Linked DNA regions of Homo sapiens: region 2 is linked to region 1. A link is an interaction called in ENCODE POLR2A ChIA-PET data of the cell type or tissue named here. Cell type or tissue: PC-9. All regions are shown on one strand. Links, peaks and the distances in the headings refer to the core of each region. The heading gives the core; the rest is flanking DNA.

Evidence for each region. Peaks named below come from ENCODE experiments on the same cell type or tissue, not always from the same donor. Only the 100,000 strongest peaks of a DNase experiment are listed, where the experiment ranks them.
Region 2: POLR2A ChIA-PET joins it to region 1 with 5 read pairs; 4 of 35 experiments call an interaction of 5 or more read pairs at or near these places.

Annotation. Positions count from the first base shown.
Region 1 is chr21:39,112,956-39,118,330 of GRCh38, reverse strand. No RefSeq gene overlaps it. Among named protein-coding and RNA genes, the nearest start is that of LINC02943, 31 kb to the right of the region's middle. In PC-9, for the core only: no CTCF peak of the experiment used is centred there; no DNase peak of the experiment used is centred there.
Region 2 is chr21:38,785,017-38,790,391 of GRCh38, reverse strand. LOC107985480 (a long non-coding RNA gene) reads right to left here. Exons shown (of 3, transcript XR_001755102.2): 2 at 3,843-4,035; 3 at 1,254-2,740. Among named protein-coding and RNA genes, the nearest start is that of LINC00114, 14 kb to the right of the region's middle. RefSeq lists enhancers at 2,252-2,341, 2,056-3,255. In PC-9, for the core only: no CTCF peak of the experiment used is centred there; DNase peaks (open chromatin) are centred at 2,291 and 2,681; H3K4me3 peaks cover 1,204 bases; H3K27ac peaks cover 3,233 bases.

The sequences.
Region 1 (5,375 bases), core at 258-5,257:
TTTAAAAGTGTGCGACACCTCCCCTCCATTCTTTCTCTTGCTCCTGTTCTAGCCATGTGACATGCCTGCCCTTGCTTCGCCTTCTGCCATGAGTAAAAGCTCCCTGAGGCCTCCCCAGAAGCTGAGCAGATGCCCTGCGCCATGCTTGTACAGCCTGCAGAACCGGGAACTAGTTAAACCTGTTCTTTATAAATGATGCAACCTTAGGTATTTCTTTATAGCAATGCAAGAATGGCCCAATACACCCAGTGACGCTCCTGGGTTCCTCAGAGCTATTTTGTCAGCTGATGAAGAGGCTCGTAGGTCCAGCCACTTCTGTGATTGCTTGTTTTATCTCCGTGGATGGGGAGGGGGTCCCTGTCAGGGAGCTGGCAGCCCGTACTTGTTTTCCGTTTTGTGTGGACATCACACAGCTTTTTGAACAAAGCAAGAGTCTCACTCATGGCTTCTTGTGTTCTGAGATGTACTTAAATCCTTAAGCAGCGTCCGTGTGAACATGGGACAGCGAGAAGGCATTTGGACTCCTCTTCTGGGCCTTGTGTATTTTGTGGTGCTGAGGGGAGGGCAGGGCGAAATGGGGATGCTGTCTTTGACATGCTGCACAGGCCATGAGGCTGGCTCAGCCTACACTGTAGCGCAGGGACCAGGGCAGGGGAAGCCCTTTTATCTGTTGCTCCTGACTTGGCGGTTCTGTCCTAACAGCAGCAGGGTGGGGACTGCTGAGGATTCAAGAAAAACCAAAGCTCCAGGAAGGATCTGGGCCGATGTGAGGCCCAGCCAGGGGCTGTGTATTGACAAACAAGGACCTTCAGGGACTATCTGGTGGGGCGAGCTTTGCATGGTGGGGTCCTGGGGTGCGCTGGGGTTTTGATCACCACCCAAAGTCTTCATGCATTTGAAGTTTTATAGCCCAGTAATCCAAGGGGGCTGTTTCCTCCCACACAGTCTGCACATTTAGGGCTTCCTGGGGGAGCAGCCCTGTGGCAGAACAGCCCTGTGGCAGAACAACGCCGGCCCCTTCCTCTGGGCCACGCGTTACAAGGGAAAGGCTGAGCCGCCATCTGGGCACGATGCTCGGAGGGATTCCTTCTGCTCATGGCTGCGCTTGACGGTCCAAAATGAGCACCAGCCTTTCAGCATAACAGTGCACAGCCCAGGGTTCTGGAAGGTTCTGATTCTCATGAACCCCAGACCTTGTTCACGCCAAGTGAGCGCTTCAAGATTTTTCCGTGGTGCCAACCAGGCCCTTGAGCTTGCGGAGTGTGAGTCCCAGAGGCCGGCAGGGTCATTGCATGTAGACCAATGACTTCTCCCTGCAGACCACACGGGCAGGGCCCGGGACCTGGGCTGCAAACTCAAGGAGGCCCTCACATTCAGGGTGTGCACCTCTGCACTTCCCTGCTTCCTACACCTCACCCCTTCCCGGCCTAGACCATGTGCTGTCCACTCAGCATGCGTTTACTGAGGGTCCATTCTGTGGCTGGCTATGGGCTAGGCACTGCTGGGGTCATGGAAGTGGAGGAAACTCAGTTTCGGCCTCTGCATGACTTACAATCCATTTGGGGAGCCCATATGTCTACCAGCATATTAGGGTGTTCCAGAGAAACAGAACAAATAGGATATCTCTCTCCTTTCTCTCTCTCTCTCTTTTAACGAATTGGATCATGCAATTATGAGAGCTGGCAAGTCTGAAATCTTCAGGGCAGGCCCATTGGCTGGAGAGCCAGGGAAGAGTTGATGTCTGAAGATGATTGCCTGGCAGAATTCCGTCTTCCTCCAGGGACCTCCATCTTTTCTCTTATGACCTTCAATGGATTGAATGAGGCCCACTCTCATTATGGAGGGTAATTTGCTTTACTCAAAGCCTGTTGACTTAAATGTTAATCCCATCTAAAACATATCTTCACAGTAACGTCTAGACTGGTGTTTGACCTAACAACTGGTCACCACGGCCTAGCCAAGTTGACATATAAAATCAACCATTGCAACCAGTAACTACTAAAAAAAGTCAAATGCAATAAATGCATAATTGCACTGGAAGTATGCAGTGGCCCAAGGACCAGTGACTCTGGGGACTGGGAAAAGCTGCATGGAAGAGAAGATAACTTGGAGAAGGAGGAGGAGATTCCATTAGGCCTAATGTGGTGTGTGGTGGGGAGGCGCTCCTGGCCTCTGTCCTTCATCCCCAGCCCTTGTCTTTGGCATGGGCCTCCAAGAGAGTTGGGAGCAGGAAAGACCCTGGGTGGGCTGTTGTGCGTGAGGGGCCCAGAGGTCCTCGTGAAGCTGTGCTATGCATGAAAAATCCACAGTCAGCTCCAGTGCTGGGCTGTTGAGCCTGGACCTGGAGGGTTGAGGTCGCAGCATCTTGAGCCCAGGTCAAGCTCCTTGCAGGAGAGGCACTGAACTCTTCTGAGACATCCTCAGGAAACATGCGGTGCAGCCCTGCTGGAGTCCAGGGTTGGGGTAAGGCTTGTAGAAAGCTGCCACAACTCCCCACAAAGCCTGACAATGTTCTGACAGCTCTGCTGCCTCCGCAGGGGCTGGAACGCACCACTCCTGGTGGGGGTGGAGACTTAGGAATAATATTGACGTTGATTGATGGCATATTGGCCTGCATGGGTGGCTCATTCCTGCTGCACTGTCCTCAGCGAGCAAGGCACCAGAGGGATCATCTCCAGATGCCCAAAACCAGAGAGATGGAAAACATCATTCCGGGGCAAAGTGTGGTATGGGTTTCTCACTTCCCCTGGGAGCTGGTTGTGGGTCACACGACGTGTGCACAGAAAACACTCTGGCTTTCTGGGCTGGTCCTGCCGTGTTATTTGGAGGCCATTCAATACCTTCACAGTGAGGTTTCATTTTCCACTCACGAAGGGCCCAGAGCTCCCCAAGCTGCAGGGTAACACGTCTGCTATTGTTGAAAGGACAAGACACTCATTGAACACTCAACCCTTGGGTAGAAACACTACCTCACAGGCTGCGGGTGGAGCACAGGGGCAGGCCCCAGCAGGAGGTCCCATCCCAAGCATGGTGTTTAGAATGACAGTTCCCTGGCAGGGGGCTGTGCTGAGGTTGGCAAGCTTGGCTGTGGTACTCACTGACTTGGAATGTCAACCTCCCAAGGGGGGCTGTGCCTCCCAGCACACACAGGGGGGTCGGCAGTGTGGGGAGGGGAGGAGAGACCTGTGGAAATGACCACATGGCTGAGCTGGCCTGGTGCGTCTTGGGTTCAGGGTTCACTCGTGGGGGCATCTGACATCTGCTCTGTTATCCCTCCTGGGGGTGCCTTTGGCAGCTAAAAAACACTACCTGAACAGTCTTCTCGTGTTCAGGTCTTATGGTCTGCAGAGGGCAATTTATATCTATGAAGCAATAGTGACTCATGAGAATGCATTCAGTGCATTCAATGTCCAAGCCCAGCGTCTGGTCTCACTGTGTCCTGGGTTATGTGCAAAGCTTGGGATGCAGGTGGCTGAGTGGTCTGTGATGGACCCTGTCTGTGTTGAAGGAATGTTTGCCTTATTCTGGAAACTTCTTGAATCTGCAATGACCCTTAATGATCCCCTACAGAAGAAATCATTGTTCCCCTGAGAGCTGTGTTCTAAGATCTTTGTCAATGACTTTCATTTTTGATGAATTTTAGCTGAATATACAGAGTATTTGCCATGACATTTTCCTAGGAGTGGGATAAACTTGTTCCAAGCCATCTCTGGTAGACTCATCTGTTCCTTCTTGTGCCTATCATAGTGCGTCCAAGGTGGTTTATGCACGTCCCTTACTGACTCTTAATGTCCCTCTCAGAAATTAGCCAGGTCAATATGACCATCTTCAGGAGAACACTCTTTTATTTACACCGGGCCCTTATCTAGAAACCTAAAGTAGCACAGAGTGGTTTCCTGTGTCCAGTTCAATCCCCCAGTGCAGTGCCTGGCCCGGGTGCTACTGGCAGAATGCACTTCAGTTTCCGTAACCAGGCGTTCCTCTTTCAAGGAACACGCTGAAATTCAGGGCATATTCTGAATCATTTTGAGAGAGGGAAAAAATCCTACCTGAATGAGGAGACCTAGTTTGAGTCCTGCTCCTGCTGTAGAAGACCTCAGAGAAGTTAGTTTTTTGCCTTCCCTGTGCCTCAGTTTCTTCACTATAAAGGAGTGGCCAGTACCTGTACCATGAGGTCATTGTGAGAATTGGACAAAAGGATATGTAAGAAATAGTATCAACTGGTAGAAATGTTGTAAGAGGTTATTTTTCTTCTCATGGTCTTATCTCCTCTGACAGCACAACTTTTTTTTTCTGGAAAAGTTTTTCTTGGCCGGGTGTGGTGGCTTATGATGGTAATCCCAGCACTCTGGGAGGCTGAGGTGGGTGGATAATTTGAGGTCAGGAGTTTGAGACCAGCCTGGCCAACATGGTGAAATCCACCTCTACTAAAAATATAAAAATTAGCCGGGCATGGTGGTGGGCGACTGTAATCCCAGCTACTTGGGAGGCTGAGGCAGGAGAATCGCTTAAACCTGGGAGGTGGAGGTTGCAGTGAGCTGAGATGGCACCATTGCTCTCCAGCCTGGGCAACAGAGCAAGGCTCTGTCTCAAAACAAAAAAACAGAAACATTTTTCTTATGTTGAGCAGAAATCAGCTTCCTTATGTCTTATATCCGGCAGACCTAGTTGTTAGCTTTGGAGCAAAAAAAAGTAACTCCTAACTCTTATTCCAAGTGACATTCTTATAGATGTATAAGAACCTTCCTGTCCATCCACATTACCTCTGTCCATACTAACGCTTGACCCCCTCCACTATCACAGTGCCATTTCAATGCCTGGCATTATCTGGGCTGTCTTAAGAGGCTGTGCCCAGAAGAGAGGAGAATTCTCCAAACAGATGTAGTATATGCAGCTGTGTTCTCAGAGGCCTTTACTGTGTATTTTCCCTGCCTGTTCAATTGTAGGATTCTGAATGGCAGAGCCCCTTTCTGTCATTTGTCTTTTCTCTTGCATTCCAATGCCAGGTAAAGTTATTTTTATATATTGGATAAATAAAACATGTCATGGGCAATAATAATAATTTGCTTCAAGAGAGTGGTAAGTTGAAGCTAGTTTCTGAGAAAGGATTGTTGAATATTTGGAAATTTTGAGATCTGGTTGTTAAATGACTGAGAACTTCAAATTAGCCATGGTGGGATTATTTACACTTTGGAAATTGGCAAATGCTACAAATGAAGATTTTGTTTTTCCTCCCAGAGAGCTGGTTTGCCAGCACAGCACTGCTTTAAGATGAGAAAACCTCCTGTCATTCATTCCCGGAGAAAAATGACATTGACTCCCCCCTGCCCGTTGTTCAGAGGATAAAATTTAACTATGTTTTTTTGTGTTTGTTT
Region 2 (5,375 bases), core at 325-5,324, 330 kb after region 1:
TTCCCCTCCGCATCACTCTCCCAGAAGCCCCAAGATCCAGCCAAGGGAAAGGCAAGAGAGTGTGCAGAAAAGAAAACATATGTCCATTGCAATTTATTGGATATCCACTGAGGGCAAGGCCTGCTATGTACACAATTCTACGGTCATGTCTGCGTTCTCTGAACTGACTCCTGGGTCTTATCTCCTGGGCGATAACGGTCAATTTTGCTTGACTGTTTCTCCCTCGTGATTCTACACTTCAGGTCTCAGAAGAATTCCCTTTCGCCAAGGCCTTGAGTATTGAGGGTGAAGGAAGCACTGAGACCTCTTAGAGGAGTCACCAGGAGGCTGATGGGAGAGACTGAGATTGAAACGAGCTCCACAAACTCAGGTGGCTGAGCATAGAACTCCCTTTTCACTCCCAGAGATGTCCAGAAGCAGCAGCAAGGCCTGGGTTGTGCTCCTGGCTACTTAAACCTGAGCTTTTCAGGACTAAAAGCCATAGGCAGCCACAAAGAGCACACCTGCTATGGATGGCTGGCGACACTCTGGTCTGGTGAATGGGCCTCACCTGTGCCACCAGGATTGAACCTGGAAGCCCCTCAACCAATCCTGATGTCCATGTCTGTTCACAGACCCCGAGACCCTTGAAGGACGTGTTGGTTCTCTTGTGGGAGGACCTCACTTCCAGCAGCCATGTGCATCTGAGCCTTCCAGCCAACCTCCTACAAAGGGAGGTCATTTATTTATGAGGTCATTTATCAGGAACTTATGCACTGGGGAATGAGTGTTCCTCAAACTTTTAGGGATCAACTGGACACAGATTCTCTGCTAACACCAATTGCGGGGCACTCAGTTACCCTGAAGCTCTGTTGGAGCAGAAGGGGCTGCCTTAAAGGGTCAGATAACAGAGTCATGTGACAACAGAAGCTGTGATGGAGCCCTGACTTTGCCACCTACCACGTGATCCTGTGCAGAGCTTCCTTTCTCCTGTCTCCATCTCTTCTATCACACCGAGGTGGTACACCTTGCTCTGTCCATTATACAGACACTGAAAGAACTTGCCCTCTCCCCTCCCTTCTCCTCCCTCCCATCCAAAAACAAGTGCCTGCTAAGGGCCAGGCCCAGTTCTAGGCAGCCTGGGATGCACTGATGAACATCATGGACAAATATCTCAGTCCTCATGGAGTTTATATGGGAGGGGAACACACATGGTAAACAATAAGCATAATTAATAAGTCAGGTACATAGGAACTGAAATGGCAGTAAGTACGAGATGGCTAAAAAGAGAGAAAACTGAACAAGGCAAGGGAGATCCAAATTCCAGAAAGTCCAAGGACCCTTCAAGATGATGGTTGTCAAAGTTTTTGGTTAGTGGTTATCAAACTTTTGGTCTCTGGATCCCTTTACACTCTTAAAAAGTTTTGAGGATCCCCAAAAGCCCTTGTGTATGTGATTTTACCAATTTTTGCCATATTAGAAATCAAAACTAAAAAACACTTAAAATATGTATTTAAAAGTAACAACAATAAACCTTTTACATAAAATCATGAGTAACATTTTTCAATGAAAAGTGACATATTCTAAAGCAAGAACAAAATAATTAATGGGAAGCATGGCATTGTTGTACATTTCTGCAAATGTTCTTCATTTCTGGTTTAATAGAAGGCAGCTGGCTTCTCCTATCCACCTCTGGATTCCATCCATTGTAGCATCACGTGTCAGGAAGCCTTTAGAAGATTCCATTGTTCAAGCATGAGAGAGTGAGAGTGAAAAAGGCAAACCATACTTGTGAAAGTAGTTTTGACCTCACAGATCCCCAGAAAGAGGCTCAGGGACCCCCGAGGGCCTCTGGACCACACATTGAGAACCATGGCTCTGGTGTGTTCCAGTCTCCTCGTCCTTTCAGATGAGACACTGTGGTCCTGAGTGGACAGTGAGTTCTGAGTTCTTACAGTTGGTCAGCAGCACAGACTGAGACCAGACCCACGACTTCCTACCTTAGCCAAGATTCTCTCCTCAGCTTGATGTGTGTTTGTTGCTTTATTATTTCAACACAAATCACATGTGCAGGTATTTAACTCTGCTTATAATGAAGGAGCAATTTTTAAAAGAAGAAAGGTACAAGCTCAGTGGCCATGGTGCGGCCACAGATAAGTCTTGCTGGCCTGCAAAGCCCGGCTGTTAACTGGCGTGTCTACGCCCCCATCCATCTCACTGGGCAGGGGCTTGCACAATGCTCCTTTGTGCTTTCTGAAAGGCCTGTGTGTTTCAGGTGTAGCCTTGTGTACTGTGAGAAGAGTCATTACAATAACAGTAAATATTCCTCTTTGATGAATGGAACGAAGGTGGTTTAAACTGAAGCTGCATCTTGACGGGAGGAGGGGAGGCAGTGAGCCGTGCAGGCCAGCCAGTCACACTTGGAAGAGCATCCACCCTTCTGCATGAGTGTCTTTGACTCACCTTGACCTTCAGTGCCGGGGTTGCCAGTTGAGTCTATGTTCTGGGAGGCATTGGTTGCCTTAGTCGTGAGCCAGCTAATGTGAGTGGGTCGGCTCTTCTGTTAGATGGAACTACAAATGGAAGCTACCAACTTTTAGTTTCTATTCCAAAAAAGGGCTGGCCCTTGGAGTGAGGGTGGCCTGAACAAACCGTGCCTTCCCTGAGCTCTCCAGGTGGTGTAGGCATGAGTCATTTAGATGTTATCAGGCGGGAGAAAGTCCTGAAAGGGACGCCAGTGAGTCACTGTGCCGGGCAAAGACTGGTGAGACACACAGAAACGAAGTCCAAAAAATCAATATGGTGCGCCTCCCCCAGGGGCCCAGAGGGGATTGTGCAAGCCACGATTCCACCTCCAGGAGGGGAGGGCTGGGCCGGGTGGGGGTGGGTGGGGGCAGATGGCTGCAGCCAGCCCTGGGAGCATGGAATCTGTGGGGATCTCTAAGCCGGAGCCCCAGCACCTGTCGCCTTAGCCTACTATTAACATGCCAATCTTTCACGGTGGTCTTCCTTTTAACATTTAAAAATGTAAAACCAGGTGCATGGGACAGGCTTGAGGGTCTTCTGGAATGGAGGAAAGGAACTGAGCTTTGCGAGAGAAGGCCAACAGGCTGCTCCTGGAACCAGGAAGGCCAGCTCCGGAGAGTTTAAAATTTATCCTTTTAATAGACAGCTCTAACTGAGAACCTATTTTTAAAAATTTTAGTTCCTCAATTTTTTTCAGATAATTTTGACGTCATAAAATAATTTGGTTGATAGAGTTTTTATGGCGGTTGTAAATGTGAATTATTACATACTTACCATGTTTATTGAGACTCTGGACTAAGTTTAAGAGAACTTTCATGTATTCAATACCGTACAGTTAGAAATTCATTTTCATGTTTCTTCTTTTCAAATGTTCAACTCTTTAATTGATCTTATTGATAAAACAGCGCTACAATTAAAAATAGGTGGCAAAAATCTTATGCTATAAATACTGTCTCATGTTAGGGCTTAATACTAATGCGAACTTAGACAAGTTGTCATTTTAAAATCCAAAAAAATATATAGACGAGAATTAGGGTATGTAAATTCCTTTACACCATACTTAATGCTGTTAGTAAATAAATCATTTAAAGAACCATATACATATTTCTCTTGAATTAACACTTGAATGCCCTTATCTCTCTCACAATAAGAATTTGCCATTCTTATTAGAAACATTCACTATCTGGTATAGAGATGTTAAGCTCTCTGTACTGGTTGGTAAGGGGGTGATGGTGCAAGGGAGTTTAGATGAAAAGCTTGGCTTTTATTTGTGTCTGACCAAGCTAGGGCCTTTCTTATCATGTATCATAAGAACCTGGATCCCTTGCTCCACCTACCATATTCATAAGAACATTCTAGATCTACCCAAATCAGGAGCATGCATTTTCTCTCTGTGGTGTCAAATGGGGACTGAGAAAGTACAGGCTTTTTAATGATCCGCACTCCTGGCTCCCCTTCACGTGGGTTCATTCAGCAGGTACGAGGTGCTCAGCAAATGTTTCTGAATGACTGCCAGCATCCAGAAACAGACTGCAGAAGGAAAAATAAGGTTTATTATAATGCCATTGCACCATGAATTTTAAAATAAAATTTCCAACTTGACAGACAACATTTAAACAAATTTTGTGGCCACTTTGTGGTAGTCTCGGACTTGTCAGGCCACACAGAAATTTCAGAAAAAAAAATTTAAAAAGTCAGTCAAGATACAGACACAGAGGCCAGAGCTCAGCAGTGTTCCCCTCTATTTCAGCCGAGGCCCTCACAGAAAAACATTTTGTAAGCTGCCCCCACTGACCCCCAGCCCAGAATCTGCAGCGCCCCTGCCTGGAGGGCCAAGAGGATATTATGCCCATAGCTTTTGTCCAAAACTGCCAAAGCTGGGATTAGAAACCAACAAAAACTTAATGTTAGGATGTAATCTTAAAAGACATAGTTGGCCAAAAAATGCAGCCACATTTGGACTGATAAACAGCACGCAGACCCATTATTTATTTATTATTTAATTTTGCAACTGGATATTTTAGTTTGTGTTACACTAGGGCATAATTCAATGCAACAGCAACCCATAGAATTAAAAGCTCATGCTATACAAAAAGTAAGTTTTGTTTTGGGTGTATTTTGACAGGCAGCCTAGCAGCATTGATCAAATTATGGCTCTGCTGTTCACAAGCTGTGTGACCTTGGGTGAGCTACTGACTCTCTCTGGGCCTCGGCTGTAATGTGGGGGCCACAGCACCTACCCCAGTTGTGTTGTGAGGATCATTAAGCCTCCTGACAATCTCTCTCTCTCTCTGTCTCTCAATCATCTGTCAATCACACAGGCTACAGACCAGGCCACATACACAATGCATCAGCACAATCTATGCTGGGAAAACAAATGCTGTCATTGACCACACTGCATCCATAAAGGATCAATTTGGTGTTTTTATGTAAAGTAAGATTGTTTTCTCCTCTAATTTGAGAATCTGTTAGAGTGATGGAAGTTTGAGAATCTAGAAACACAAAGTAAAAATGAAAAACAGTCGAAGCAGAAGATATAATTTCCTTGTTTCTGCGCTGCCCCACTGCTGTGTAGCGAAATAGAAATGACTTTTTAAAGTTCAGTTTAATACATCAGACAATCACAACCTATTATAGCAAGTGGGGGCTTACTGCCCCTAGACTGGGTAGCCAACTGAGGCATACAACGGCTTCTTATCTCCTAAAATGGAACTCAGTAGGTCAAACCTCCTTGTTGGGTTGTGGGGAGGATTAATGAGACAATGTTTGCTCAGAGAGGGCAGCAAAGTCTGTTTCTACCTTCTCCAAAGGGCTTCTTTATGTTATGTAAATAGAGACTGTTTTTTGTTGTTGTTTGTTTTAAGACAGGG